2 separate regions of the Mus musculus genome follow, and region 2 is linked to region 1. A link is a loop called in an ENCODE intact Hi-C map of the cell type or tissue named here. Cell type or tissue: heart. All regions are shown on one strand. Each heading gives the region's core, and the rest is flanking DNA. Links, peaks and the distances in the headings are about the cores only.

What was found. A loop is a pair of places that touch in the nucleus more often than their neighbours do. Peaks named below come from ENCODE experiments on the same cell type or tissue, not always from the same donor. Only the 100,000 strongest peaks of a DNase experiment are listed, where the experiment ranks them.
Region 2: it touches region 1 in a loop (2.0-fold over the local background); 1 of 42 quality-filtered maps calls a loop at or near these places.

What each region holds. Positions count from the first base shown.
Region 1 is chr2:135,655,018-135,667,415 of GRCm38, reverse strand. It overlaps Plcb4 (phospholipase C, beta 4), which reads right to left and starts at 7,869. Exons shown (of 39, transcript NM_001355153.1): 1 at 7,686-7,869. In heart, for the core only: CTCF peaks have their summits at 3,465 (motif pointing left) and 7,542; DNase peaks (open chromatin) are centred at 7,675, 7,925 and 8,775; H3K4me3 peaks cover 2,363 bases; H3K27ac peaks cover 2,531 bases.
Region 2 is chr2:135,381,275-135,393,672 of GRCm38, reverse strand. It overlaps Plcb1 (phospholipase C, beta 1), which reads right to left. Exons shown (of 32, transcript NM_001145830.1): 28 at 7,503-7,579; 29 at 7,311-7,400; 30 at 6,480-6,537; 31 at 5,789-5,875. Among named protein-coding and RNA genes, the nearest start is that of Gm31993, 150 kb to the left of the region's middle. In heart, for the core only: a CTCF peak has its summit at 5,497 (motif pointing left); no DNase peak of the experiment used is centred there.

The DNA of each region.
Region 1 (12,398 bases), core at 2,551-10,550:
GTTCGCCTTGAAATACTTGCCTGCAGAAACAGATCTAACTTCTCAGTGTTCAGGATAAACACTGCAACTGTCAAGACAGGGAGAGATATCCCATGATTTGCAGAATTCAGCCAGTGACAGAGGCAAGAGAGCCTCTCTGACCCTGTAATAAAGGAAGTCACTCGTTTTTCTATGGTAAACTGATCACAGTTCAAAGCTCTGTCAAGTAGTGAGCTTGAAAACCATGTCCCTCCTCTCCCAACTCTGAATATTTGCTGGTACCTTAGAAAATGGGGTGAGGCTGGGCAGTGGTGGCGCACGCCTTTTATCCCAGCACTTGGGAGGCAGAGGCAGGCAGATTTCTGAGTTCGAGGCCAGCCTGGTCTACAGAGTGAGTTCCAGGACAGCCAGGGCTACACAGAGAAACCCTGTCTAGAAAAAACAAAAAACAAAAAACAAAAAAAAGAAAATGGGGTGAGGAAAAAAAAGCCAGATATTCAGAACTCTGTGCTCATTTAAAATAAAGGAGACTATATCACGAATTTTAAAACCTCCCCTTTTAAAAGACAATTATAAAGTCTGAAAAAGGAAATAAAACTAATGGCATTTTCTAGGGCACAGTGCATCTGAGAACTTACACTTGACAAAAGGACCGACGTGGGAACTCTCAGGCTGAATTCCTGCCACAAATGTGTCCAGTTTGGCAATAACATGGATTGTGTGCATGCAAGTGGAGGCCAGAGGTCAACTTCCCGTGTCATTCCTCAGTTGCAACATCCTTGAGCTTTGGTTTTTTTTGAGACAGGGTCTCTCACTAGCCTGGGGATGACTGACTGCTCCATGCTGGCTGTCTAGCAAGCCCCAGGATCTGCCTGTCTCTACCTCCCTGGCTCGGGAATTCTCTGGAGTAACCCCAGTATTCCCAGCTTTGTTACATAGCCCTTGGGCTCTGTCTCAGGTCTTCATTTCTATGTGGAAAACGTTGTACCAGCTGGGCAGTCTCCTCAGCCCAACTTCCCAGCACTTCCTAGTTTACTTAACTTACCTATTTTATGTGTATGAGTTTCTGTCTACATGCATAGCTGTGTACTATGTATGTACCTGGTCCTCACAGGGACCAGAGACAGCATCATCCCCTGAGACTGAACTTACAGATGGTCCTAAGTCACCAGGACTTAGGACCTGGTCCTGGTCCTTAAGCTCCTAGGACCTTAGAACCTGGGTCCTCTGAGAAAACACAAAACCAGCCAGTACCCTGAACCAGCTCTCCAACGCCAGCCAAGCACTTTCAAATGAGGGACTTTCACGTTCCAGATACTCAGATTCCTCGCTTCACCATAAAATGTGCATGCAGTGGCAGACTCCTCTGGCAGCTCCTCCTGGAAAGGGACACACACAGGCCACCATGCCTAAGGTCCCTGACACCTGTTCAACAGCACCTGTGTATGTGGTTTACCTGGCTCCTCAACCAGAGGTCACAGCAATCTCACTGAAGCCATTGAACTCTGCCAGCTGGCCTTACTTTTCCTTTTGACCTTAATGTTTTTATTGATTATTTGGCAATTTCACATAATACACTTACTTCTCGGTCCTTCCAGGCCCTCGCCCTTATGATCTCTCCGAAAGCCAAAGAAAAGATGATACCAGATTTTCACTCTTAGTCCTCGGCCCATGTTATCGTCAATTAATCCCCTGCTTCACCCTTCCAGACCATGCAACTGTATCAACAAACACCCCTAGACCGAGACTAGGAAACGGCTTCATCCTCAACTTGCTGTTCCGATTCCATCTTCACAGCAGTTGCCAGATCTGTTACATCTTAGCCGTGCCACTTAAAATAACTGCCTCGCCATGTTTTGTGGGGAGAGAGAGAGAGAGAGAGAGAGAGAGAGAGAGAGAGAGAGAGAGAGAGAGAGAGACTTCTGCAGCATGCACTATACCAACTACAGGTAACATGACTACAGGTAACATGGAACCGTGATTTAAAAGTTGGAGTTCTGGGCTAACATGGTGCTTCCCTATAATCCCAGCCTTTGAGAACCTAAAACAGGAGGATGTGAAGTTTGGAGCCAGCATGTGCTACACAGCTAGACCGAAAAACTAAACAAACAAAAAAAAAGGTTACAGTGTCAATCTACTTAGATTTCAATCCCAACTCTAAACCCATCACATGATTAGCCTCCCAAATATAAGTTCTCCAACAATGTAAACCTAAGAGACTGTTACAACTCCATAGCCCACCCACCCCACCTCTGCAAAAAAAAAAAAAAAAGTGTCTAGAAAGATGAAATGAAGTGGAGTGGCATGTTTCAAGTTCTGGACAAATATCTGGATTGGGGGTTTTGGTTTGGTTTGGTTTCCCCTTTACTAAGGTTGTTATTGAGACTATGAGAGAAGAGTTGAATGCTCCCACTAATGCCCATGGGAGCAAAGGAGGCACCATGTGCCCCTAAACATCAGTGGTCCCCAAACACTTCTCATGCATGTTTCCATCCTCCTAAAGCTAAATTGCTTAATATGGTCTCTTTTTAAGCCGTTCTGGAGGACACAGAGGCCCTGGGGATGGCATCTGGCTCCTGCATTACAGTTCAAAATCCCACACTCATGGAATTTTAAGGCTACTAGAGCTGAGCAATGTTGTATTCCTCTACCCAAATGCAGTCACAGGATGAGATGAGTCCAGAGGAAGATCCGCCATCAGGAGGTAGCCTGTGGGGGTCACTGGAACATTCCCTGACTGCCAGATGGAACTCCGAGTATGTCTTACATGTTTTAAATGAGCTGCTTCTACATGGCTCCAACAAACAAACCAATGCCCTCTACCCTGATGGAGCAAAGTGAGATTGTGGGTAGTGATCCTGGTAGTATCAGTAGGAGAAGGGGCAGAGTGGTTGTCACAGCAACAGAAATGCTGTTCCCAGCACCAATCACCATCATCCAGCACCATCCTTAACCAAGGGCTTGGGGAGGAGGGTATTAATGAGAGAGTCAACCAAGGCTCTGAGTGGATGCCTGGGACTACAGGGCCAACAGAGGACACTGTCAGGATAGAAACTCAGGGATGGCTGATTCCAGCACTTTAAGCTCTCAATGTCTACTCCTGAAGGAAAACCCAAAGCACGAGTCCCTACCTATCCACCCACCAACTCTGAGAGTGACCATGTCTCAGGCCAATGTTCTTCACATTGTAGGGGTTGGGTTCCAGTTTTGCAGTCTGGTAAACACTCTAGACTCTTCTAAGTATATTTCAAATGTGTGAAATTAAATAATACTTATAAGTACCACAGAAATGAATCATATTTATCAAAATAACAAGTTTTAAAATGAACTCACACTGAGCTGGAGAGGTGGTGCAGCAGAGAAGAGCACTTGTTGTTCTTCCAAAAGGGCCAGGATTGGGTTCCCAGTACCCACGTGGTGGCTAACAACCTTCTGTCACTCCAGCTCTAGAGAAAACAATGCCCTCTTCTGGCCTCTTAGGACACTGCACATACATGATACTAAGACATACATGCAGGCAAAATACCCATACACATAAAATTAAAGCAAATAAATCTAAAAAAAATAACAAACAAAACAAAGTGAATTCATTTGAAATGCACATCTTTTCAACCCACTGAACAGCAAAGGCTAACAATGAATGGTTCTAGTTCACGCTGGAATTGTCACTTGGATATGGATAAAAATTAAGGACCTACCAACAATATTCGTGGACTATGTTCAGACCTCGGTGATATGGATCTACTGAGGTGAAGGCCTCTGATCTAGGTGGGAAAAAGAGCTGTCTAACATGAATGAGTGTTCTGTGTTCTCTCTGGATCGGCCACTTGAGTTGAATCTGAGTTACCCGTTCTTCCTGCCTCTATGGAAATGGCTACTTTAGTTCATTCATGCCAAATAATATCCTTTAATTGTTTAGGAGGAAAAGAAGGCTTTACAAGGGTGCTGGGTACTAAACTAATGATTTGCCTCTCGGTAGCTAGAGTTGGACTTCCCCAAGAGATCATGTGAGAACCGTGAGGGAGACTCCCAGAAAAGGGGAAAAGAGACTGTTCTGTGCTCACACGGTGTATCATATTCTCACTGCAGGTTTTATGGATAGTAGTTGTGAGAGGTCTTCAGAGGAAACTCCTCTTCTGACCTACCATCCTGTCCACCTGTTTTGCTTCCATAAAGTAAAGGAGAGAAAGGGTCCAGTTCATACCAGGAATTTTTTTTTCTAAAACTGGCCATTCATTCTACTGAACAAAATGATGTCCTGGCTAAGATTTGAAAGGGAGGGCATTCCTCCCTCCCACTAGGAACTCTGGTTACATCTTCCCCAGAATGACAACATCCAAAGGGAGGAGAACCCAGCCAGGCTCTCAGAAAGTGAGGTTCCCACTCACGTGAAATGGGTTTCGCAAATAAAGATCACTCAGGGACAACTTTTTGAAAGCAGGCTGAACTATATGGACAACGCAGGATTCTCAGCCATCTACTCGCTACTGTATTAGTAGTCCACCTCCAGTCTCCCCACACCGCAGGCAACCCACTCTTTGTTGGCTGTAAAGAACTAGAGGCATGAACACTCAAGGTAGAACTGGAAAACAATATTACAGCTTGAAGAAGCAGTTCTTCTTTAAAGGGTGGGGCTTTATCAAAGAAAAAACTATTACACAGAAAAATAAATACGAAGGGATAGAAGCAAGGTTGTTCTATGCCTTGGGTCTGACGGACCTGGACATGGGAAACAGTGACATGGACTGCCCTGAGAGTTAAACAGTATCCTTGCAAACAAGGCTAACATTTGAACTTGAGCAGTAAAACCAGGTGCCTGTCAGCCTAGGGGATGTCCTTATTTCTCACAAGGTGATTACATCTCCTCCACAGACTCCTTCACTTAGGAAGTGAAAAGTAACTGTTTACAAACTGCAGTCTGGCTGTGCACTACCAACAGTGATCAGCAAATATCCTCAGGATTCTTGACCTCATTCTAAGTATCAGAAGCAGCGCATCTTGCTTTTATGGAACTCACCAAGATCTGGTTTTCAAAGCATGTGTCATCCCTGATAGTAAGCAAGCAGTGGAACTGGTCACAAATGACACGAAACGAGTCCTAGTGTGCCTCACAATTTTCATTATCAAGTAATATTTCCCCAAAGTAGCTGAGTTCACTAACAAGGCATTTGTTGAAAGTGTGAAAATTACAAAAACTATTCCTTTCTATAGCACTATTACCTAACTGCTCTGGTCCAAATATATGTAATTTGTTTGCAACTGAAGACTTTAAAATTTAAAAAAAAAAAAGTGGCAGCTAATTATTAACTTTATAAAAATCCACCAATTCATCAATTCTGGCATTTGGGTTTTGCCTGCTGCACCTAAAAAACTGGGGGTGACAAACAAGACACTGTTCCCAGAAGCTTATATCCCAGCCTGTCACAACATAACATGCCACTGTGATGGGTTCACATACAACATCACAATCGTGTATAAACCCGATTTCATATGAAGGGCAGGTAGGCAGGAACGCAAGGCAATCATTTAGTCATTCAATTCCCAGTGAACCAAAATCGAAAACAAATTAGTAGTAGCCTAAGAAAATAGCACGTTCACTAGGGCTGCCAATGATGTACCATGTTGTACAAAATCAGCAGTATAAATTGATTTACAAGCAGCTAGATTCTTGGAAAGAGGATAAACAAATATATTAGCAGCACCAGCACCCATTGGTCTCTATTGGGGATGGGATGAAAGGTTTCAAGGGTGATACAAACCTTTAAACTCCACTTCTTAAAAAGCTCTTTTGAAAGCTTTAAGGGTTTTTCCTTTCTTTTTTTTTTTTAATTCCCATATTTCCCTATCAGCTATGAAAGTAAGCACGAAGCCTGGATTCCGAGGCATGTAAGTTTTAACATCATTCACATTTTAAAAGATACAAATATAAAGCTCGGAAAAGAGAATATTTCAGCACAAAGCCCTCCTGCGTGGGTGTGCATTTGTAAAGTAAAAGTAGAATTATTCCAACAGATGTAAATGTGCTCTCTGTGATCAAATGGAGTCTTTTGAAATTCTGTTTTGACAGTTACTTGTAAAACAGCATTTCCACAGCGATTAATTCAGAGCTGGTAGTGATATCATCAAAGCTAAATCAAAACTAAGTTCTGATGGCTGAGTAATAAAAGCGGGGAGGGGGCAGGGGAGCAGAGCACACTTGGGAGGCCAACACTCAGCCCTCTGCAGCACACTGTTACATGTGAAGATGCACTCCTTCTGTCAAACCAGTTTCACCAACATAAAAACGCTCAGAAAGTGAAATTCCATTTTAAAAGTAATTTTTTCTTACACGAGGTTCTCCCCAAGACACCAGTCATGTATTAAATGTCTACAGTGTAAAAAAAAAAAATAGATGATATAATAGATCAATACACCAGTTGAAAACTATGCAAGACTGTTCTGTGGGGGAAAAATTCGAGATTACATAACACAGTCAGTCAGGGATTACACCACAAAATCCTAGTGAGAGGAATTTCTCATCCTCTGTATCACTCTGCAACTTAGGATATTAAAGTTTGAAGGGTTCAAAATATTCGGTTCTCAGTTCAAACACATCTTTAAAAACATCAGTCTTAAAAATACTAAAAGGATTAAGTTGAAATTTTACACACACACACACACACACACACACATCTTCCTACCCTAAAGAGTAGTTCTTCACTTTCTGAGATCCTGGGAGTCCACCCAGGTAAAAAGTCACTGGTTGCTCTTCCTGGTCATCTTTATTTTATGGTCTGATTTTTCCTTAAAAGAGAAATTCAATTTTTTTCAAAGCATTATACACCTGCCTGTGCATGGACTTTACTGCTAGCCATGTTTATTCAACACATTATCTCCACCAATGGATAATTTAAATTTATGGACCACTATGCATCCCACTTCTACTTCAAAAGATGGCGACTGTCCATGAATGTTTTGCCCCAAATTAAATCTCAAGCCCCTTGCTTTAGAGAAATAGGAAGAAGCACTATAGAAGTTTAGGGTTATTTTTTTAAAGTCATATCTCAAATGCATGCATATTTGTGGAATATAAGACATTTGCCTTTCTAGAAATGCTGGCTTTATAACTCTAGAGTTGTTCAATTGGAAAATTCTGTGTTTTCACACTTAGATTCAGTAGTTTACTGAGTCTAAACTCAAAAATTGTACAATATAGACAATTTCTAATTGACTAAGAAAAAACAACTTTAAACTTCTGAAAATAAAGCAATGTTCTTTTACATGCTTTTAGGAGGCCCAGATACTGTCCTGAAGGAGCGCTTAGCCTGTCAGTGTCAACTGGAAACGGTCTATCATTCGTAAGCTGTCCCCAGAAGACGCTGAAGATGCACACGCACACACATTTACATGCGTTGCACAGTGCCAACTATTTCCAACCAAAATAATCATATACACGTCGAGCCGAGCTATTTCTAGCGCAGAAGAGGGTGAACGTCCGGGTAGGCAGAGGAAACCCAGTAGCAGATGATTGCCGGAGAGGCGGGTGGCGGCGGGGTCCCCTGCCTCCCGCGCAGGACGCCTCGCACCCCGCACCTGCACCGGGTCCCCGGCAGGGCAACCGGGGGCGCGCGCGCGCGTCCGGGACGCACCCGCGGGAAGCCGAGTAGCCCGGCGGGCTGGGAGCGGCGGGAGCATCCCCGGGCGGGACCCAAAGCGCCTTCTCCTACCTGTCACTTCCAGGCGAGTCGCTGCCGGGGATGCGGCCACCGCCGCCTCCGGGAGCCCCGCTGTGTTCGCGCGCGCGCGTGTGAGTGTCTGTGTGTGTGTGTGTGTGTGTGTGTGTGTGTGTGCGCGCGTGTGAGAGCCTGTTTGCGGCGCGGCTCCTGAGCCGCTCGCGCGCCGCCACCCCCTCCCCGCCGCCGCGGCCGCCGAGCCCCTCCGGCGCCGCCCCGCCCTCCGCCGCCTCCGCCCCCCACCGGCCAGCGCCTCCCCGCTGCGCTCACCTCGGCCGCCCGCTGCCCAGGGCGCCGCCCGCCCGCCGCTCCCGCCGAGCCGGGCCCCGTGCGGCCCCGGGCCCGCCGCCCCTACTCCCGGCCGCGACGCTGCCTCTGGAGCCCAAGCCGTCGCCTCGCAGCCCCAACCTGCCGGGCTACGGAGCATGCCCAGTGCGGCGCCCGGCGGGGCTGGGGGTGGACCGGGGCCGCGCGGGCCGGCCGGGGTGGGGGTTGGCTGTCCCGGGGTCGCCGCCGCCGCCTTCCCGGTGCAGGGTCTGGGCGCGCGCCCGTGGGGACTGAGCTGAGCCAGCAGCGGGACACCACGCGCCGCTGGCCACGGACTCAGCGGGTGCCCGGCCCGGGAGGAGGGGGTGCGAGCCAGCCAGAACCGGGAGCGGGGAGCGGGAACTGCGCTTTCGTCTATGTTACATTGAACAAACACGGAGAGCTTGTACACTGCAGCAGGCACTGTGAGACAGGGATTTTATTCATTCAGCCCGAAAAACAATCTGCCGGAGGAAGTACTACAACGGGCTCACACTGAGCCAGAAAGTGATTTCCAAAGTCTTCCCCCAAGTGATCCTGAGACGTGCACCCCACTCCACCCCCCCCCCCCAGACTTCGGTTCCAGGGATGCTGGGGATCGCTGTGGCCAGCTCTCCTTGTCCTTTGAACCGACACCCGGGTGCCCGAAGTCCTGCTGAGGCGGCCTGGCCATGTGCATCCAGCGTCACCCTTTGTGGAGACCCTACACTGGAGCCGCTCCGGAACTCCCCGAGGGCTTCCTCCTACCGAGGCCACTCGGCTTCCTCCCTCTCCTGCCTGGCGGCGGCCACCAAAACCCGGAGACGTGGCACCTGCGCACTGGGGACTGGGGCCCATGCTGGCGGCTGAACTGGGCATGCTCAGCTGCCTGAACTGGGCTGGCGGGTCAAGAGGAAAGGGGTCGGTTTAGAGGTTAGCTTAAAAAAAAAATGGAGAAGAGGGCAGAAGTGTAGGCACAAAGGAACAGTCCAGGCACCGTGGATACAGCAGTTGAAAACCCCAAAGTGTCGCACCCTTCGTTCATTCTGGCCGTTTCAGCATGGATAGAAAGAAAATAACCACCAAAAGTTGATCAACTAGTGTGATGTGTGATGGTACATGCCTGTAATCCCAGTTAGTTTACAGAGCAGCCTAAACTATACAGTCGGTTCAAGACCAACCTGAACCCTGTCTCAAAACGAGAAAGAAAAAAATAATTTACCAATTTAAGGGAGATGGACTGAGAGCTACTGACCACTCTCTAGCCAAACACAAAGCTTCAGATTTAAGTTAGCCTTGAAAAAGGTTTTTCTGCAGTGTCTGCCTGCCTGTCTGTGACAAAACCTACAGAAACATTCACTAAGCCAGATCAGCTTTTCCACCAAGGTTAAAAAGAGAATAAAGATGCCAGAGAAAGCTGATACTGCACTGGTCAGGGTCTTCATGCCAGTGTGTTAAGACTGCTTTTGAGAGTGCCGCAAACCGGGCACATGAACTGCCTGAAAGGCTTTTTAAAATGCAGATTTTCATTAGACAAGACAGAAGTAAAATCATATGTTCTCCATCTCTAACAACTCATTCTGATATTGCTGCTTGTAAGCTGAGGGCTTGGGGTAGTATTTTAGGCCTGCTTTCCCTGCATGTGAGAAAGCTGTGGCTCAGAAAGGGTAAGGAATTTGCCCCAGGTTGAGCAGCCAATAAATAGTATAGCTAAACTCAAACCAGTCCTTCAGGCCTTCTCTTGTATGTCTTATGTGCCTCAAATATTATCCCCAGAAAGGGGAGCTAGAAGCTATCACTTATGTGACTGACAGTTCTTAGCAGTAGAACTTAGTACATAATATACTCAAATATAGTTAATTAGTTGGTCTTTGATGGCTAACAAAACCACCAACACACCATAGCCTGAAACAATTACTGAGTGCTCACCTTTCTCTGGATGCGCTCCTGGGACTGGTATCAGCCGAGCAGTTCTTCGCTGCAGCCACACACACAAGATGCTTCTGCATGGGTTTCATACAGCAAGCTGCTAACTCCAGCAGCAAGAAACGCCAGTCCCAACTTAAGATAGTACTTCATACACTGCGCTTTTTATAGTAGTTTATGAAAAACAGAATGGCCATTTCAAAGAGGTCCAACACATAAACAAACTTCTGTAAATCTAGACTTCTACCGTAGAGTTCACTCCGAGTTTTATAGATTAAACATTTCATTTTACGTATGGGGGGGAAAAAAAGCTCACGGTAGTCTTGTGTTCCATCAGGTGCTCACACTAACACTGAGCCTGTTACCACTCAATGTTACATGAACAGTGGAGCTTTCTGAATCCTAAATGAAATATGATTTCATGGCGGCTCCTTTTCCCACTCCTTAATGGCTTCTTAGACACTTTTCAAAGGCTTTTCTGTGCCAGACACACTCACTACTCTTTGCCCAAGACTCTCAGGTAAACATAAGACAAAGTCGTTTCCTGGATGAAGTTATATACTATCATAAGAGACAGCCAGTGACACGTTAAAATGGGCAAAGGAAATGAAAAAGAACTTCCGGAAATAGGCAGGGAAGACTGCTAGTTTGGACTGGGACTGAGATGTCCGCCCTCAGGATTTAACATTTGAATAGAACCTGGATGAACAGGGAAAGGTGAATGTCTGGGAAGAAGCCTGTCCACAGCAGGGAACAGCAGGAAGCTAGGGTGAGAATTTGTTTGACCTGTTCCAGAAACAGGAAGGAACCAGGGTGTCTCACCGAGGCGTAAAGTGAGGAGAATTGAGAATTCTGGGGCAGTTGGGAGTCACATCCTCTAAGAACACAGAAAGGACTTTGAACATAAAGCTTATAAGTAAGTACCCTGTGAGCCCATTGGAAGTTGTCAAGCAAGGTTATGACCAGATTGACTGATGGATGGATGGGTGGATGGATGGATGAATGGATGGATGGATGGTTGGTTTTAGAGAGATTCACACTGAAAATGTCTGTAGGAAAGGAAGGGTTCCTCAGAGAGCCCTTTCTTCCTGGAAGGAGAAAGGAGGTGCTGATGGTGTAATTCTGTTTTAATCGAAAGTACATTTTTTTTAAGGAAAAAGAATAAAGATAATGCCTATAGGAACAAGAACACAAAGAGGGAGCCTGTAATAAGCAGTTGTCCATACTAGGGCAGTTCTGATACCTTGCACAGCACTTGAACTCAGACCAAGGGAAATCCTCCCCTTACTTTCAGGTTTCTCCTTTTCACCAGCAGGGGTTCAGATAGGCCCCTTGATTCCTTAAAGTAGAAGTTGGTGGCACAGGATTTGACTTAAATACTATCCTGTCCACTGCCTGCTGCCCCTTGCCCATCTGGGCATGGTTCCCCAGAACTGTTAGAAGGAAGGGAGAAGAAAGGGGATAAATGGCTTTGCCTTTAACCTATGGCCATTGAGATCCTATCTCGGTTTACTATGGAAGGAGACCACTGACAGTCTCTGGGGCAGGTCTAACTGCTAGTTCTCTGCTGAGGAGATATTGAGGAGGCTCCTGAAGCCCCATTCTCCACTCTATCCCTCGAGTGTACATTTTTTCCCCTATGTTTCATGGCATCCCAAGTCTGGAGTTCATGTTAGCAAGGCCACACTACTGACCATGCCTTCTGAAAGGAAGTTCCACAACGTCTGCTGGGAACACAGAGACAATGGAGAAAAGCAGCACCTCCCAGAGTCTCAGGTTGGCAAGAAGGAAGGCAAATGGTTGAGGGTAAGGGATGTCTTCAGCCACTCGTGAAGGCTTTCCCTGGACTATGGACCCCTGAATACCCCTCTGTTTTAGAAATCAGCCATAATTCCCTAGCAATGTGCTGTTACACAAATCAGCATTAGGCACAGGAAAGTTGGAAGCATCTATTATACAAACAGTATAATCACTTGAATGTTTACAAACTCTAAGGTTGTTCTTGTGAAATATGACAGGGGGACAGCAACATTAAGGAGCTTCAGATTAACACCCTGGACTGCAAAAGACCACGTTGCATCCTCTCTAGAGAAAGGGCAATGCGGATATTATCCCAGTTTAAAGTGGCCCATTAATCAAGGTTTCTACTTAGCTCTTTACACATTGTCCTTTGGAAATGAAGAGGTCACCACTGCCCCATTTGTCCAGTTTGCCTTAATTAGAAACATACATCTTAGAAAAGGGAGCAGCTAAGAGACAGGCCTGACATGAGCTGTCTTGGCCCCAGGGTCTCCCTCCCGAACCTTGTGCCACTTTGTGCGAGAGAACTTAAACAATTTAAAGACACTGAGAACCAAAGTAAACAGTTGTAATGAAAATGGTTATAGTGGTTTGAATATTCTTGGCCCAAGGAATGGCACTTTTAGGAGGTATGGCCTTGTTGGAGGAAGTGTGTCACAGTTGGCTTTGAGTCCCTCCTCCTAGCTGCCTGAGGAG
Region 2 (12,398 bases), core at 1,377-9,376, 270 kb after region 1:
AGTAAGAACAAGGGGGACTCGGGGCTTCATCTGGAACCTGAGTTTGCTGCTGAGTGAAGGCCCCACAAAGCTCTATTTTATATGAACCATTTAAGGCACCTTGTTCCCTATTGGGCCAGTAAAATGTATTGCCACTGAAGTACTGTGGCTTTCACCAACTGGTGGTTCGAATTTCTTTCTTACGTTAAACTTTTTTTTCTTTTTTTTTTAATTTGATATTTTCTTTATTTACATTTCAAATGTTATCCCCTTTCCTGGTTTCCCCTCCAAAAACTCCCTATCTTCTCCCTCTCCCCCTGCTCACCAACCCACCCACTCCTGCTTCCAGAGGATGGTCTAGGCAGTCATCAATGGGAGGAGAGGCTCTTGGTCCTATGAAGGTTCTATGTTAAATTTTTAAAATCTCCTTTTACTTTTAACAGATAAGAATTTGTTTATCTACAAGGAAGAAAGGCATGCAGATAAGTCTAGAGTAAGAGTGTTCTAAAAAGAACTTCCTCCTTGTTAGGACCATGAGTGTGGATGCCAGCGTGTGCCTATTGCACAGAATGAAGCAGATGAAGGCGGGTGAATTATTATATTCAATAATATGCTGAATTGCACTGAAAAAAGAGGAGGGATGCTATATAGTGGAATTTTTTTGCTATAAGCAAATGATTGTGCATCATCAGGTTCTACTTAGAATTTTTTCCTGCCCCCCCCACCCCTTTGAGAAAAGGAATGCTGTATTCCAGAGCTAACTATGACATTTGGGAATTTTTTCCTATGAAGTATGACAGCTATATAGTCAGCTCCAGTTGTTTGTCAAAAATTCAGGATAGTTCATAAATTCTAGATGTCATAGAACCAGTCTGCCTTGCCATCTATCATTCTTGGTGAACCTGTTTCATAGCTACTGTAGATGGATTTTGTTTCCCTGAGATTTTCCTCTTTATATTTGTTGCTGCCCTGATTAATTTTGGTCATATCTAATGTCAAGCTCCAAGGCCCTTCCAGTACCATATTGAAGAGAGATGATTTCAAATGCAGTGCTAGTCTTTTTCTGGTCTATATCCACAGTCAGAGGCACACTGAGGTCTACTCCATCATCCTAGCCTTTCCTAATCTATACTTGCTCTCCAGTGTTTCAGTGTCTATCTTCGTATCCCACACTTGATCTTGCCATTTCCCTCCGCTGCTACTTACAGGTCTAGACCTGAAGCATCCCCCAGAGGTCCACGAATAAACGCTTGGTCTACGGCACAAGTGGTATAAGGAATTCAAGAAACCTTTAAGTAGTGAGGCCTTGCTAGGCATGGCACCTTACATACCTTTAATCAGAAAGGAGGAGGTGGAGGCAGAAGAACCACCGTTAAGGTGGTGTAAGCTGCATAATAACCTTGTCTCAATTTATTTATTTATTTTTGAGTGCATCCAGTGGGAAGAAATGAGCTTAGTGAGAAGTTGACCTTGAATAAAACTGGACTCTGGTCTGTTCTTCCTGTTTCTGATTTCTGGCTGCCAAGCATGAACACCGTGTGCTATCTCTGTGACCTGGTGTGCTACGAAAGGGCCAATGCAATAGGGCCAAACAAAGCAGGCTAACACATATGAGCTTAAGAGCCAAAACTAACCTTTTCTCTTTTTAAGTTAATTGTTTCTGATATTGTGTCACAGTGGCAGAAAGCTTTTGTTAACAATGTTTTTTCATTTGCTAAATATCTTACAATATTACCACATGTGATATGTTTTGTTTTGTTGGAGACAGGGTCTTATATAAACGGCTTTACGCCTGATAAGTAGCCAAGGATGACCTATGAAACTCCTGATCCTCCTGCTTCCTCCTGCCAAATGCTGGGATTATAGATGTGAGCTACCATGGCTGGCTTCTTCACGTGTGCTTTCTAATTTTATTATCAAAGCAATAGCTCTGAAAACACACCCTTAAGCTCCAAAGAACACACGTCAGCAAATGATTTAGGCTGACACCAAACAAACAGTTTTCAAGGGCTTCCTTCAAATCCGCTTACAACAAGATGGCCATAAGAACAGCATCACAGACGAAGGAGCAAATTTATCACAGTACTTAGGTAGACTAAGAAATAAAGACAAGAGAATGACTTAGAACTCTGAGGAACACTTTAGATCCTTTCTAAGGACACAAGAAAGAAAGAATAAAAGCTGTTAAATATACAGTTGTAGTATAAACTGCTCACTACCCCCAATTACTATTTATTCACTCTTTATTCAATGAGAAAGCATCAATTTTGTTTACGTTTCTGGTGACTGTAAACCCAAGAAGCTGACTTCCTCCCACCTCTGTGAATGAGTCTTAGGCACTCTAAGCCAGTCATGAATATTATGCTTTCTTTCTTGGGATTTGTTTAGGAACTAGAATGTGGCTCCATTATAGCACCACAGCAGACAAATCTATTTTGTGGATGTGGGGTGGTGGCTGGCCATTCTGGAAGGTTTCCATCACTCCTATGAAGGGAATAAAGTGGGGATTTTTTTCCATTCTGGTTTTGAATGGTACCAGATAGAAGATAATGCAGTGGGGCTTGGCAGCCATGTCTCACTGACTTTAAAGCTTGAGGACAATAAGCAACAACAATGAAATTCTAAAAATTCAGATTCTCAATAATATTGTTGAGTCACTAAACTAGCTACCCAACTCCGAAACTGAACACCCATCTCTAGAAGTGGTGAGCTATCCCTAGAAATGGCCACCCATCCTCAGAACTGGCTGCCCACTTGATGTGGTTTGAATGAGAAATGTCTCCTCTATGTGCATGGATGTGAACACTTCATCCCAGCAGGTAACACTGTTTAGGTGGATTATGGAACTTTTAGGACATGGAGCATTACGGGTGGAGGTACATCACTGCAGGTGATCTTTCAGGGTGTATAGCTTCACCCCACTTTCTGTTTTCTCCCTGCTTCCTGCCTGTGGGTAGAGATATACTCACCCAGTTTCCTGCTCAACTGTCTCCCTTGCCATTACATACTCTCTCCCACATTTCTCTCTCTTCGCAATGGTAAACCAAAATAAACCTTTCTATGAGTTGCCTTTGGTCATGGTGTTTTATCACAACAGAAAAACAACTAATACAGCATCTACTGTATGCCTGGAACCGTCCTCCCACCCCTAGAATTATGACATGACTCAAACAGTAATAATGTCATTTGTTAAGTTGGCACTATTTAAGACAATTATTTATTTAGTTTGCTAGAAATGTGGCCTCGCTATATAAGCTAGATGAACCATGAGCTCTCAGTTTTCCAGCCTTCATTTCCCAAGTTAATGGGATTATATATGTATTCAAGCATGCCCAGCGGGTTGAAATTGATTTTCTGTAAAACTGTACTCTGGCAGATAAATTGCCAAAAGTTATTAGCCAGTTTAATGTTTGGTTGTATAGAGTGAAGAAGTTCTAAGGTGCTTCAAAAGGAACTAACTTAATTTGATTTTATTTATGATGACATAGAACAGTCACATATGTGGTAGTATATGTCTATACTCCTAGCATGGGGACGCTGAGGGTGAAGGAACCTGAGTTTACATGCATGTACATGCATGCACAAACACATACGTGTGCGTGCGCGCGCACACACACACATACACACACACGGGATAGGGAGCTCAGTTAGTAAAATTCTTGCCTTGCAAACATGAGGACATGAGTTCAATCTTCACAATGTACACACATATGTATGCTGCCACACTCTGATAATCCCAGCTCTGCAGAGGGAAAGACAAGAGGATCCTGGGTCCCTAGCCAGGGAGCCTATTCACTTGGAAAGTTTCAGGCTCATGTGAGTCCCTACCTCAAACAATAAATGTGGCCACCACCTAAGGAATTATCCACTGACCTCCACATCATACACACATGTGCACCCACACATGTGTGAATAAACGTACATATGATATCTATGAATTACTTAAAGTAAATTGTGTAACTTTAAAATATGTGTATTGCATTTTGTCTATGGCTAAAATATTTACAATGTTGAACACACATAATCAAAAAGCAAAGCAAAACTGAAAGTATTAGTTGTAAATAAGGGTTTGTAGAGGTTTAAAACTGGCTATGAGATTCACCATAAATAAATTTTATTACACCAGAATACAAAGTGGTGACAAACTCAACTCCAGATGCAAAACTCGAAACTGTATGGGTCTGAATATATATATTTCTGACTACTTAATATTTTTCTTAAATTTTAGTCTAATCAGAGTCAAATTTAAAATAGTTGAGTACTTAAATGAGATTGATTCTGAAAAATACAGTGCCCCTCCCCTAATACGCCTTTAAGCCACAAAAAGCCAAAGCTAATCTGCCCTTGAGTGTTCTCAGGTTCAAGACTCCTTAATGTCACCACTCTTGTGGTTTGGAGCCATTACTACGTTAAAGGAGTCACAAACCCTATGACAGAGAGGACCACTGGGTGGCCATGCTGTACACAGGGCCAGAATGGCTAACATATTGCTTCCAGGGTTCATCAGCTGCTTAGAAAGTTGTACATTTTAGGACTTCATGGATTGCTGACTCTGTGAATTCTATACATAATATTTTTAGGTCATGAGTGACTGTGGGCAACTCAATTCAAGGAAAGGGAGATTGTGTGGCAATTTCTAAAGTTCTACTAAAATGCATCCCATTATATTAGCACTAGTGGACCAAGAAGCTGGCTAAGAAGATCTGAATTGTATATGTAAAGGAGAAACTTAAGAATTAACAATATACAAAATAACCATCGATTCCTGCTAAGCCTGAAATCTTTAGGAATCACAAATATTAAGTGGCTCATATATTGCAAGCATAAAGGCTAAAGAACATAAATAACCGTGAAAATATACCTAGAGCAAGCCACAAGGACTCTCTCTGAAGCCAACCCAGGAACGTTACATACAAATAAATAAACCTAGCATTGGAGTATTGCAGACTCAATAAACAATCGGGCCAAATGGTAGTACTTTTGAGAATCTGTATTTTTCAACTATAGTGAAAATGGCAGGGAGTCCTAGAGAGCCCATTTTGTTTTAAGAGAAAGAAAAATATTCAGCAATGAATCAAAATGGCTAGAATGTCCTAGAACTGACATGCTTTTGGCCAACCTGCGAGTATTTGATTTACAGATAGGGTTTTCAACACAGTGTCCATAGACAACTGATTTCAACAAGCCACAAGTCCAACCTACTTTGATTTGTTGTTTTGGATTGGACTCGGGACCTTGTACATGCAGACAACTCTTAGTACCACTGAGCTACACTCCGAGCTGTAATATAATTTTAAAGGACAGTACTGATTAGTTGTTGCTATGAAGGCAAAGAGATTTGCTTTTCTTTTTTTCTTTTTTCTTTCTCTCTCCGCCACGGACACCACCCCACCCCACCCCACCCCCACCCCCACCCCCACCCCGGTTGTTTTTATGGAAGACTTTGTTGGGTCAAGATCAGGGTGATCTTGGTGAAGAGTGTCCTCTGCTGGGCACATTCTGGTATTACAGCATTACAAGATGAAGGTGGTTGATTCAAATAAAAATGCCCTTGCCCAAGCCATGTATCCGAACCAACTGTGTGGCGAGGGCACCGTACGCGCTCATCTTTCCGCAGACACTGTTGGTGGTCAGTACTTGCAGAATATTGCTGTATTTTTACTTTCACCCTAAATGGTGAGTTTTGCACTCAAGGGGAGACTGGAGATGTTGCGCGAGGTACTTATAAAGCCCAGGGGATTTTACTTTTACTGAATGGAAGACAAATGAGCCAACTGTGTCTAGACATCCTGAATTTCTCAGCTCTTACCTTGGGCTTCTCATCGAGGATCTGCTGGCGGATCTCATTGTGTTTCTCCACGAGTTTTTCTTGTCTTTTACTTTGTGCTTCCTCTAACTGTAAGAAAGTTACCAAAAGAAAAGAGTCACTTATGAAAATAAAACAATAACAACAACATACAACTTTCATGCATGTTACAAGAAACAAAATCAAACAACAACAACAACAAACCCAAAGGTTTTTCAGATCTATGTTAGCAATTATTGAACATTCTGGGCCAAAATTGGCCTTTGAATCTAGCGATGGGAACACAGTACAGGGTGGGGTGGTGACTGGTGGATATACATTTTTGAGAATCTTTGAAAATTTCTATAACACAAATTTAAAGAAGCTTAAGGGCTAATCTGGATGTGGACATAATCTTAACGGTGAAGGGATTTTTTGGGAACCATCTTTTGTGTCATTTTTTAGGGGGGAGTCCCCGACTTAGGTAGTGATTCTGCCCTACAGATTTTTATAGACGTTTTATTTAGCTTTTTTATAATATGGTTGGCAACAGCCAGAATAAGTGCGCCCTTATAGAGTATCACAAAACAGCTGGATGCTGGTGGCGACTAGGTACTAGGAGGCAACACTCTCCTCCTAGAAGTTCACAGTGAGGTTGGCTACTGTTTGTGTGGCATTTGCAAAGGTGTGTGTGTGTGTGTGGGAGCAGACATACCCTCTTGATGTACTGAACCACCTCCTGGATGTACGATCGGATCATCTCTGTCTTCTCCCTAAATGGAAATAAGCCACAGATCATTATACCAATCCACCTGGAACTCTAGATGCCTACGCTTTTACTGTCTTTGTATAGCTGTTGAAAGAAAGGTCAAGCCTGTGTGTGTGTGTGTGTGTGTGTTTCGGGGTAACAATGACCGTGTGTCTCCCCAAGCACAGGCCCTGTTTTTATTAGATGCTCCCAAGGTTGTCTAAGAGAATATCTAGTCATTTCCCCAAAGAGCTCACTTTACTTTCTTTCTCAAAGGCCCAGAGTGCCACTGTTTGAGAGCTCACTGAAAAAGCCATAAAGGAGACTGCGGTGGTTTGAATGAGAGTGGCCAGCTAGAGTTCATAAGTTTGAATGCTTAGTAACCAGGGAGTGGAACTTAGGATTAGGAAGTGTGGTCTCATTGGAGGAAGGTTGTCACTGGGGTAGGCTTTGAGGTTTCAGAAGCCCATGTTTGCCCCACCCCTTAATCAGGATATAGCTTTCAGCTACTGTGCCAGCAACTTGAGCACCTCATGCTCCCACCTTGGTGATAATAGACTAACCCTATGAAACCATAAGTAAACCCACAGTGACATTCTTCCTTTTCTCTGAGTTGCTTCGGTCATGGTGTCTCTGCACAGGAAGAGAACAGGGACTAAGGCAAGAGTCATATAAAAGAGTAATTCAAGGAGAGACTTTATGAAGGGGCCATTGGTTAAGACACTGCTTCTCTCACTGGTCCTCTCACAGGGAGCACCTGCTCCTCCTTCCAGTTAGGGAGGACTACTTTCCACTCACTCTTCCATCTGGCTTTTGTCTTTGGACTTGGCTTCTGTTATCTTCTCTTGCCTCTTCTTATCCATTTTCTTCTTTAATTCCTTCTTCTCTCTGAATTTACAATGGGGGAAAAAAATCAGACCAATTGAATAGCAAGCAGCCCTTGAAGCATTCATGTATATTCAGGCTGAATGTGAAGGGATGGAGGCTTACTTCTCGCAGATTTCCTTCAGCTTCTTTAACTGATTGTTCTGACACTCTTCTGCAACATCTGTCAACTTCTGAATAAGCTGGGGGAAGAAAATGCCAGTTTGATGTTTTCTGTGATCACAGGCACAGGCTCCTGCCCCTGCCCTTCCCACCCCAAACACCAGCAAGTGTACTTAAGACAACCTGCAGTGGGGCTGAGCTGTTGTTAGAATCACAAAAACCTGACTTTTTAGCAACGAGGGCATGATTTTTAAGGTATCACATGATCTGTTTTTGTTTTTGTTTTTTTAAAGATGAAATCCCTCTGATTTTCTCTTCTAATTGAATGACTGTCATTCTAGTTCCTGAAGCTTGGCTCAGTCAGTACAAACACAGCTAAGAGTGTGGACCTGGGTTCTTACCTCTACTCTGTAACGCAATAAAAGTATTTGGGGGCTGGGGATATAGATTAGTGGCAATAAGCTTTGAAGGTATGAATTGAGCTAAGATCTACCTTTTCTGAACCAGTATTTTCTTGATTATAAGTCATACTGTGGCTACCTTTTCCTCTAGTAGGTAGTGTGAAGCTTAAATAAAATAAGTAAATTAGAGTCAGCCGTGCAGAATTCTGTGTTTCTGGGTATGTTTTTGCCGCTGTTGTTGACTTGGTTTGAGATTAACATCAGTTACCCATCTCAGAAAATGATGTAATGTCCTGGTGAGGTAGCTTCAGTTGACACAGAGAGCATCAGGAATGCTTTCCTCTGCTGCTCTTAAAACCTGGGTGCTGAGAATGTAATAACCGTATCATGTGATGCATATTTTCTTCTTGGATCAAGACTCACGACAGCAGCTACTGTATCTTTGGATCATCAGCACTCCTATGGTTCCCACATTCAGTACACGCCTAATGAATGTCAACTACTTGAGAGTAAACTTTCATGCTGATCAACCCTCACTCTCTATTCCACACTGAAAGTCTGTGGAACCTCAGGTGGCTGGAGCAACAGACCTCAGCCCTTCCACTGGAACATAAAACATATGGCCTGAGCTTTCCTTGAGAGACTTCACTACTATTTTCAAAGTGTCGAATTTCTTCCTCCAAATGTACAGAACAAGATGAGCTAACTAGTCTAATATAAGTAATATCTCTCATAGTAACAAGGCAGCCATCCCTCAAGATCCAAGGAAGATTAGTTCTAGGACCCCTATTGTGCACCCAAATCCATGAATGCCTTATGCTAAATGGTATAGCGCTTGCCATAATGTTCGCATACACTCCTGTGTACTGTAAACCATCCTCATACTCTTTATAATAGCTAAAACATTCTAAATGCTGACAAATAAACTCAGGCAGGCTCTAAAATCTGGGCTCTTCACCTCTGTCTGCTGCTGCTGCTCTTCCCTGTGTTTTTGAAGTTATTTTCAAATCCCTTCAAGGGGCTGGGGAGATGGCTCCAGAGGTAGAGCCCTTGCTTCGATAGCATCATGACCTGGGTTCTCATCTCCAGCACCCACGTAAAAAGCAGGCATGGTCATTTCTGTGTGTAACCCCAGTGTTGGTGTCAGAGGCTTAGAGAGATCCATGTTCACTTATGATAAACAGGAAAGTCCCCGCATCTGGATGGAAATAGCTATCAAGGAGAGCATGGGCCACAGAATGCCCGTGCCATCATTCAGGAGAGATGGCCTCAGCACAGCTGCCGTAGTTGAGGAAATCACACTGTGAGCAGTGCCAGGAATCAAACTTTCCAACAATGCTGTTGTCCCTGTCCCCAAGGACTCACAGAAGGCTTTTACATTGACCCAGGCTATCACCTCACCTCTGCATTCCTTCCACCCCCCCAGAGGACCTGTCCCCTGTTTCATTTATCCCACATGCATCACAGAAATTATTCAGAGATTCCCCACTTTGCGCTATTAGATTCACTTGGGGAGACTTCTTAAGGACAAAGATCACAAGGCCGTGTTCCCAGACCTATGAACTGGTAAATGAGTATTTCCATAACCTTGTCCGGGAATGTGGATCCTTACGTGGTCCCCTGGGTACTTTGATCCTGTTACTCATGTGTCCTCTGATGAACAGCCTCAGCGTGATAAGGACACACATTAGAAACGAGAACTCTCAGGCCTTCTCCTAGACCAAGAATTCAGAATCTGTAATCCTAGAATCAAGATTCCTAGGACAAAATGTGCGCCTTGGAATTTGAAGAACCCTGTCTGGATTATTGAGGAACATGCTGACACCATTAAAGAAGCCATTTCAGTTTGTGTGGTCTATGTCTCAGAATCTTTGGAACTTTGTATTCTCTTCACTACTCCCAATGGAGTGCCCTCATCTCTGTAACCAGAGTGGTTTAGACAGCTTGGGAAGCACACACACGATTCCTGACAGACCATATACCATATTGTAGGTCCTTCATTTGGCTGGTTTGCTTTTCCCCACTAAATTAAGTTTCTTTACTTCTCTTCATGTCTTTTCTACTTCTGGAGGGATCGGAAAAAAAATCCCTATTTTTCTCAGAAATGCCTGGTCTTATGGGATAAACTCCCTCTGTGCAAAAACCTCGTCTTTCTCTCTCCTCCCAGAACCAGTCCCTCTTGTCTTTGCCTAGTAAGCCTAACTGTGGATGCTCCTCACTTCCCTACCTCAGCATCTACATAAGTGAGCAGAGACTTCCTCTGTTCCCAGAGACAGGACTTTTCCTTTGATCAGGCATCTTTATTCAACTCAAGAATGTGCAAGGCTTTCCCCTACCTTCTTGGGTAGTTTCATCATCCACTGAATCACAGACATCTGTAAATTTTTCTACACAGCACAGCTTTCTGGTAACAGGAACCCTGGTGCACATACCTACAAGCTGCAGTCTATCTTGCAAGCATTTCTTCCCTGTCTGCAGCCTCATGTCAGCTTTTCTACTGCAGCCCAGAGATTTTTCCCTTCTTATATGTCTCCAAGACTTAGCTGGCCCTATCCCCAGATATATTTCAATTTGCAGATTCTCTTTTAACATTGGCATTCATCATATTGTAATAAACAAGGCAATAGTTTGCTTCCAGAACTGTGTGCATACACCTGTGTGTACACTTTCCCTTCACACTATTCCATCCTTTCAGTGACAGTCCTATGTGAACAGGACATAGGACAAAAAAAATTACTTCTGTGATTGTAGGCTCCCTTGAATTGTGCCATTGTACCTCAGCAACTCTTATCTGAAATCTGTATAATTAAGATGCTTGTATCTGTTTGTATCTAGGTAGCAGGATAAGAACCAACACAATCTGTTAGTAGTGTCTGTTAAGTAGATGATATATATGCATACACAGTGGGTCTCTTTCCTACCTCACCAAGAGAAGGCATGGGCCCATCTGGGCTTTCCCACATAGCACTGTTTCTCTGGGAAGAGCTTGCTCTGGTTTCTGGTTCACGTTTGGTTCCCATGGAAACTGTTGTAATCTTCACCCCCCCATTCTTTGGCCAAAGTCATTGATCCAGGAAATCATATTCTAATCATAGCTTGCCTTCTGGCCATGTGTGACTTCTCTAAGGTAACAAGGCTGGCCAATCATAAACCTAGTAACGTTCTTCTCTAAGACTCACCTACAGGTCAATAAAGAAAGAAATGAAAACCCTGTCTTGTCCCCATTCGAATAAGGATAACACTAAAATTAGAGGGGAGCAAAAGGGGGAACAGTGGTAATAATTACATGAGGGCTACAAGAAGTCTCTGGATAGGCTTCCTGAGTAAGCTGTTTCTGGATCCATCTCTGTTAATTTTCTTCTTTACATTTCCACAAATTTTTTTTTAAGAATAATGATTTTATCCTGTTTATTTTTTTCCTAGTGTATACTATTGTTCAAGTTAGTCCAGTGTAAGTTTCTAACTCTTGTAATCTAAAGAAACTTTACAAAACAAAAGAAAACAAAAAATAAACAAACAAAAACAAAAAAACTCTAAACCAAAACACAAAACCAAACCAAACCAAAACAAAGCAAACCAAACCAAACCAAAAAAAACAGCCAACCAACCAACCAACCAACCAGCCAAATGAAAAAAAAAACCCAAAACTAAAAATGTCTCTATTGTTCCCTCAATAAGGTGAAGCAACTTGGGTTTTGGTTCAAAGTTTTCACTCTATGAGATATAAACACAGGATCTAGAAGAGTGGTTTTTTTGTAGTGATGGAAACACTTTTAACAAACCTAAGAGAAGAGGAGATTAGCTTTTGGAGTTAAGTGTGATCTCCAAGCTTCTCCAGGGACAAACAAAGTAACAAGGGAACAGAGATATAGAGTTCCTAGGAAATGAACCAAGAGTCCATATGGTAATCTGGAATTCTACATAAAATGTTTAATTTTAACTGTTATAATTTAGTTTTCCTCTAACAGACACATCTTTTTTACTTCGTTTACTATTTATGGCAATCCCCTAGATAAATGTCCAAACAATTTTAAAAAATCAAAAACCAAAAACAAACCAAACACATTAAAAAAAAAACAAAAAAAAAAACCTAAAGCCCCAGAGACTAGAATTTCATGCTTGTTTTTAACTGTGAACTAAATTTCTATTGGCTTAGTCACTGGAAGAAGGAAATTTTTTTTCCACAGATGAGTACAATTCCCAGTTGCTAAGTCAAAGAGGATAAAAGATGTGTGGATAGAAGTTTGCAGTCTTTTCTGAGCAGGATGACTTTAGGAGGTAGATGACCAGTGTTAACCCAGTGTTAAATAGGCTCCCACACAGTTCCCCCTCCTTTGTTGCTCCCATTAGTTCCTGATGATTGTCAAAGTCCCTCTAGTGATTTTTTACTAAGAACTGCTCAACTTCTCAGTTACGTAGTGATGCAAAGAGCAAACACAACACTGAGAGTTTAAAGACAAAGTAGATGTTTACTCTGGGGAGTCTGGACCACTGAAGT